Linked DNA regions of Homo sapiens: region 1 is linked to region 2. The links are chromatin contacts, found by Hi-C or POLR2A ChIA-PET in ENCODE. All regions are on one chromosome and are shown on one strand. The core of a region is the stretch at or near the end of the contact, and the rest is flanking DNA. Distances in the headings are between cores, read along the strand shown.

Region 1 (3,576 bases), core at 187-2,686, 170 kb before region 2:
GGAACAAAATACACGAAATTGTATTATATACTCAATTAAAATATCATCACAAACAAGCAAACTGCATCTCTGAAGTCTTTTCCATTTTTCATGCCATATTGCTGGATTTTTTATTCTAGGGTATGCTACAGGTGGGTGGATGGTCTTTTTCCTCCCTCCCATACACTCCATTTCCTTTTCTTCTTTTTCTTTTCTTTTCTTTTTTTTGAGATGGGAGTTTCGCTCTTGTTGCCCAGGCTGGAGGGCAATGGTGCGATCTCGGCTCACTGCAACCTCCGCCTCCCAGGTTCAATTCTCCTGCCTCAGCCTCCCGAGTAGCTGGAATTACAGGCGTCCACCACCATGCCCGGCGACTTTTTTGTATTTTTAGTAGAGTTGGGGTTTCACCATGTTGCCCAGGCTGGTCTTGAACTCCTGACCTCAGGTGATCCACCCGCCTCGGCCTCCCAGAGTGCTGGGATTACAGGCGTGAGCCACTGCGCCTGGCCCACTCCATTTCAACGATCTTACCCCACCGCCAGACAAAACTCATACTCATTTGTGTGATTCACGAAATATTTATTTAGTATCTACTATGTGCTACTACGTGCAGTGTTCTAAAGACCCTTGGATACATCAGGCAACAAAATTAAGAACCCTGCCTTTGAGGATCTTACATTCTGGGAGGATTGACAGACACTAACAATAAGGATACAAGCAAATCACAGAAATCCTAGAGCTGGGAAGGGAAGATGTGGACAAGTTTTTCACATCTGGAAATTTCAAATGAAGCACACTGTAAAATGTATACTAAGAATACTTTTACGGATCTTATTTATCTTGTTACCTGTTTGCCTGTCCTTTTAGGAGCACATGTCTTTTTTCCAGTCTGGGAATTTGTACAGTAATGATAATTAATAACTACCATGTACCGACATGCCTGCCGCTACCAGGCACCTTTCTGGGAGAGCCCATTAAATTCTCATGACATCCGAAAAGGCAGGTGTGATCATTCCCCTTTACAAAAGAGGACGCCGAAGTGCACACCCCGATGGGCGTCAGGGTTTCTTCCTTGCGCGCAGTGCGGATTTAGGCTAACCGACTGGATCTGGTTTATCTGAAGATGAAAAAAAAGAATGGCAAACCCACTTTCCGGATTTCTTCAAGCCGACGCGGGTGAGGTGTGCGAGCGCGCCCGGGATCCGCACTGAGTGAGGTTCCGCAGAGCCGGGAGACGGAGGAGGTGGGTCAGCCTGGGTCGCTGCCCTTGTCCAGCGCAACCCAAGACACCTGCGCGCCGGGTGGAGCCAGGGCTAGGGGTGGGGCCTGGGCTCCGGGAAGGGGGCGGGCCTGCCTTCCTCCAGTGCAAATGCGTCCTGGAGTGGTTTGTCCTACGTTGCGGCCCGTAGAGGCGCCGACTCACCGCCTCTTCTCCGGGAGTGGCGGAGATTCGATCATGTGACAGTCCGGAGGCCAGAACCGGGCAGGTTGCTTGAAGCGCAGGGGTTTGACAAAAACAAACGGTGACGGCGCCGCGGAAGGGTCTATGGCCGAGGCGGTGAAGCCCCAGCGCCGGGCCAAGGCCAAGGCCAGCCGGACTAAAACAAAGGTGAGGATCTCCCCCACCCTCCCGAGGCTCTGGCAGTGTGCTGTGTCTCCTTGCTCCTCTCTTCGGCCTCCCCAGCCAATTCTACTCCCGTTCCCTGAGCCCTCTGCATCTTCCGCCTCCACCTTCCAATATTTGATCCCACCACCCGTTGACACCGGCCCTTCTCCTCCATTCCTTCTCCATATCCCCCTGCCACACTCTGTCAGGACCCCATTTTTCCTTCTCCCTCCTGTGACTTCACTGGCCTCTTCCTTTTCTGCTCTCTTGGCTTTCCTCACCTGGGTCTGGTTTCCTGCCGTGAAATAATTTTTCTCTTTCCAGCCCCATCGTTGACTCTCTCTTTACTCTTTTATATCCTAGAACATTTTTAGTCCCTGCCATGCATAAAGAGGGAATGTTCCCCTCCTCCACGCGGAGAAGGTACCTTTGGCAGAACTTTATAAGTAGACTAGTGCTGTGCCATTTCTGATCACTTTGAAAGTTCAAGATGATAGTAGTGCTGCCTCTGTTTATTTCTTATTGTCTTGATTGTTTATAAGGGGCATGAATGGCTAGAAATTAACCCAGGGCGGGACTCACACAGTAGGGAAGTGTTTGAATTTTCTGAGTTTCCTGTATTAGACTACATGTGGTATTAGAGTGATTTTAAGTTGATTTGTTTATAAGTGCAGTCTGGATTTTCATTTTATTATAGTACATATATACACATATATACATATGTACACATATATACATATATACGTACATATATACATATGTGTGTGTGTATATATATGTATATGTATTTTTTTTTTTTTTTTTGAGACAGAGTCTTGCTCTGTCGCCCAGGCCGGAGTGCAGTGGCGCGATCTCGGCTCACTGCAAGCTCCGCCTCCCAGGTTCACGCCATTCTCCTGCCTCAGCCTCCCTCCCGAGTAGCTGGGACTACAGGCGCCTGCCACCACGCCCGGCTAATTTTTTGTATTTTTAGTAGAGACGGGGTTTCACCGTGTTAGCCAGGATGGTCTCGATCTCCTGACCTCGTGATCCGCCCGCCTCGGCCTCCCAAAGTGCTGAGATTACAGGCGTGAGCCACCGCGCCCAGCCTATGTTTTGTTTTGTTTTTGTTTTTGTTTTGATATGGAGTCTCGCTCTGTCGTCCAGGCTGGAGTGCAATCTCGGCGGAGTGCAATCTCGGCTCACCGCAACCTCCGCCTCCCGGGTTCAAGCGACTCTCCTGCCTCAGCCTCCCGAGTAACTGGGATTACAGGCATGCGCCACCACACACGGCTAATTTTGTATTTTTAGTAGAGACGGGGTTTCTCCTTGTTGGTCAGGCTGGCCTCAAACTCCTGACCTCAGGTGATCCGCCCATCTTGGCCTCCCAAAGTGCCCGGATTACAGGCGTGAGCCACCGCGCCCACCCTATTTATATATATTTTCTAAGATGAACAGATTAAATGCTGCTCCCGCATGGCCAGACCTCATAATTTTGGCTTACCTGAAACAGAGTTTACATTTGGGAAATAAGGAGGATGGTATTACAAGTACAGGACATTTTTTTCCCCAGAAGTGGGTGATGTTCCAAAGCAGGTGTAATTTAAGCATGATACTGTAATCCGATTTTCTCATGGGAACAAGGTTTTAACAGGAGGGTAGTGTTCATAGGTACCATACTTAGTAGACTGTAGATGACTTATGTGGATTTCTTTCATTATGATGCTCTTTTTTTTTCTTTCCAACTTTTATTTTAGGTTTAGAGGGTACAAGTGGAGGTTTACTACATGGGCAAATGCACACCTTGGTGGTTTAGTGTGCAGATTATTTTGTCACCCAGGTAATGAGTATAGTGCTTGACAGGTGGTTTTTTTATCCTTCCCTTCTTCCCACCTTCTGCCCTCAAGTAGGCCCTGGTGTCTATTATTCCCTTCTTTGTGTCCATGTGTACTTAATGTTTAGCTCCCACTTATAAGTGAGAACGTGGTATTTGATTTTCTGTTTCTGCATTA
Region 2 (3,711 bases), core at 853-3,352:
TTGTATATCTAGAAAACCCCATTCTCTCAGCCCAAAATCTCCTTAAGCTGATAAGCAACTTCAGCAAAGTCTCAGGATACAAAATCAATGTACAAAAATCACAAGCATTCTTATACACAAATAACAGACAAACAGAGAGCCAAATCATGAGTGAACTCCCATTCACAATTGCTTCAAAGAGAATAAAATACCTAGGAATCCAACTTAAAAGGGATGTGAAGGACCTCTTCAAGGAGAACTACAAACCACTGCTCAGTGAAATAAAAGAGGATACAAACAAATGGAAGAACATTCCATGCTCATGGGTAGGAAGAATCAATATCGTGAAAATGGTCACACTGCCCAAGGTAATTTACAGATTCAATGCCATCCCCATCAAGCTGCCAATGACTTTCTTCACAGAATTGGAAAAAACTACTTTAAAGTTCTTATGGAACCAAAAAAGAGCCCAGATTGCCAAGTCAATCCTAAGCCAAAAGAACAAAGCTGGAGGCATCATGCTACCTGACTTCAAACTATACTACAAGGCTACAGTAAGCAAAACAGTATGGTACTGGTACCAAAACAGAGATATAGACCAATGGAACAGAACAGAGCCCTCAGAAATAATGCCGCATATCTACAACTATCTGATCTTTGACAAACCTGACAAAAACAAGCAATGGGGAAAGGATTCCCTATTTAATAAATGGTGATGGGAAAACTGGCTAGCCATATGTAGAAAGCTGAAACTGGATCCCTTCCTTACACCTTATACAAAAATTAATTAAAGATGGATTAAAGATGTAAACCTTAGACCTAAAACCATAAAAACCCTAGAAGAAAACCTAGGCAATACCATTCAGGACACAGGCATGGGCAAGGACTTCATGCCTAAAACACCAAAAGCAATGGCAACAAAAGCCAAAATTGACAAGTGGGATCTAATTAAACTAAAGAGCTTCTGCACAGCAAAAGAAACTACCATCAGAGTGAACAGGCAACCCACAGAATGGGAGAAAATTTTTGCAATCTACTCATCTGACAAAGGGCTAATATACAGAATCTACAATGAACTCAAACAAATTTACAAGAAAAAAACAAACAACCCCATCAAAAAGTGGGCAAAGGATATGAACAGACACTTCTCAAAAGAAGACATTTATGCAGCCAAAAACTGCATGAAAAAATGCTCATCATGACTGGCCATCAAAGAAATGCAAATCAAAACCACAATGAGATACCATCTCACACCAGTTAGAATGGCGATCATTAAAAAGTCAGGAAACAACAGGTGCTGAAGAAGATGTGGAGAAATAGGAACACTTTTACACTGTTGGTGGGACTGTAAACTAGTTCAACCCTTGTGGAAGTCAGTGTGGCGATTCCTCAGGGATCTAGAACTAGAAATTCCATATGACCCAGCCATCCTATTACTGGGTATATACCCAAATGATTATAAATCATGCTGCTATAAAGACACATGCACATGTATGTTTATTGCGGCATTATTCACAATAGCAAAGACTTGGAGCCAACCCAAATATCCAACAATGATAGACTGGATTAAGAAAATGTGGCACATATACACCATGGAATGCTATGCAGCCATAAAAAATGATGAATTCATGTCCTTTGTAGGGACATGGATGAAGGTGGAAACCATCATTCTCAGCAAACTATCGCAAGAACAAAAAACCAAACGCCACATGTTCTCACTCATAGGTGGGAATTGAACAATGAGAACACATGGACACAGGAAGGGGAACATCACACTCTGGGGACTGTTGTGGGGTGGGGGGAGGGGGGAGGGTTAGCATTAGGAGAGATACCTAATGCTAAATGATGAGTTAATGGGTGCAGCACACCAACATGGCACATGTATACATATGTAACAAAACTGCACGGTACCCTAAAACTTAAAGTATAATAATTATTAAAAACAAAAACAAAAACAAAAACTCTGTAACCATCATTTTCAATGGCTACATGACAACCTGCCAAAAGTATATGCTTATTTTGCTTAACAAATTTGCTTACTTTTTGCATATTTGAGTTGTTTCCAACTCTACCTTACTTTTAAGTTACTATAAGTAAATCTGAAATGACCATTTTGGTGTAGAAGTCCTTTAGGACAGACTTTCAGGAGTGGGATGACCAGGACAGGTTTCTCTTAATCCTAGGACGCTGAGTCTCAACCTCCACTCCTCTGCCCTTTACGTTCTTAAGCCAGTTACTATCTTCCACCTCATTATTTCCCCGAAGTTTGTATCAGCTTACATTCCCACCAGCCCTGGGTGGAAATTCAGGTTATTTTGAGAGGTCATTTGCAAGCTGGAAAAACCCTTCTGTTGCTGTGATCACAAGGAAAGTCACACATCTCCCTGACCTCCCATCAGGCCCAGTCTCCTGAGCCTGTCCCCAAAACAATGACACGATTAACAATCATAAGAGAATCAACAAATCTGTAGTAAATTTCAACTTCTTTCTGAGTGTTTTACATGAGTAATCTTTGCATGAGTAATGCAACCCTGATAGATTGCAACATTCCCCATTCTAGTTGTATAGATGAAGAAGCAAAGCCTCAGAGATAGGAATTTGCCCAAGGGCACACAGGTGGTGACAGTCAGAGATGTTGGCAGCCTCCTAAGACCTGACCTCTTGCCACACACTACAGGGCTTTAAAAGAAGAGAGGCAAGGACTTGTGGCTGAATGCTGAGGGTTGAATTTCCAAGAGTTTGAGAGTCATTTGCAAGTCAGGGGAAGCGGGACCTGCTGAGGTTTTCTGGATTTTGGTTTCTGTTGTGGTTTTGGCCCTAACATTTGGGTCACCTGCTACAGAGATGGAGGCCAACAGGTGGCCGCTCAAGGCTGTGCCGCTGGAAGGACAGGTCTTGTTATGCTTCTGATGTAGGCAGAGACTTTCCAAAACTTTCCAAAATTTCTGTCCCAATGACCTGGTCTAGGCTGCAGGGCCCTCAGGACTGGGTTTCCCTGAATTGAGATAGTGCAGCTACTCTACTGCTCTGAAAAACAAGACATTTTCAACTTAATATCCTTGGATATCTAACCTCCCACAAACATAAATTTAATAGCTGCAAAAATATGATTGTATATATACTCATCTCTGTGCAATTTCCCCCCCTTTATTGTTTTTTGATTTGCTCTTTATTCCTCCTTTTTTCCCTTCCTCTTGTAACAGCTGGTCTGTGTCTTGCCTGCTGCCTAGACAGAGCTGACTTATCAAGACAGGGGAATTGCAATAGAGAAAGAGTAATTCACACAGAAAGCGGGCTGTGGAGGAGATTGGAGTTTTTTTATTATTCAAATCAGTCTCCCCAAACATTTGGAAATCAGAGTTTTTAAGGATAATTTGGTGGGTGGAGGAAGTCCTGTGAGTCGAGAGTGCTGACTGGTTGGGTTGGAGATGAAATCATGGGAAGTTGAAGGTGTCCTCTTGTACTGAGTCAGTTCCTGGGTGGGGGCCACAAGATAAGATGAACCAGTTTATTGATCCAGGTGGTGCCAGCTGATCCATCAACTGCAGTGTCTGCAAGATATGTCAGGCACTGATCTTGGGAGCAGTTTAGGGAGGGTCAGAATCTTGCAGCCTCCATCGTCATGACTCCTAAACCATAATTTCTTTTTTTTAAAAAAATTTTTATTATACTTTAACTTCTAGGGTACATGTGCACAACCTGCAGGTTTGTTACATAGGTATACATGTGCCA

The links. A loop is a pair of places that touch in the nucleus more often than their neighbours do. ChIA-PET counts read pairs that join two places held with the same protein, here RNA polymerase II (POLR2A). Pooled maps may share reads with other maps.
Region 1: a loop to region 2 is called in a map of mammary epithelial cell, with 10 times the contacts of the local background. The contact joins the promoter of EPG5 here to the enhancer-like site in region 2. A Hi-C loop is called at or near these places in 1 of 168 maps with a recorded cell type or tissue (mammary epithelial cell) and 4 of 50 pooled maps. POLR2A ChIA-PET finds 5 or more read pairs at or near these places in 2 of 52 experiments (H1 and IMR-90).

Annotation. Positions count from the first base shown.
Region 1 is chr18:45,965,189-45,968,764 of GRCh38, reverse strand. EPG5 (ectopic P-granules 5 autophagy tethering factor) reads left to right here and starts at 1,436. Exons shown (of 44, transcript NM_020964.3): 1 at 1,436-1,588. The coding sequence starts at 1,526. RefSeq lists an enhancer at 1,176-1,677.
Region 2 is chr18:45,792,287-45,795,997 of GRCh38, reverse strand. No RefSeq gene overlaps it. Among named protein-coding and RNA genes, the nearest start is that of SIGLEC15, 32 kb to the left of the region's middle. Within about 2 kb of position 2,102, at least 4 of the 41 ENCODE cell types and tissues checked have a DNase peak (open chromatin) inside an H3K27ac peak, as active enhancers do; they include IMR-90, where a contact is called at or near this core.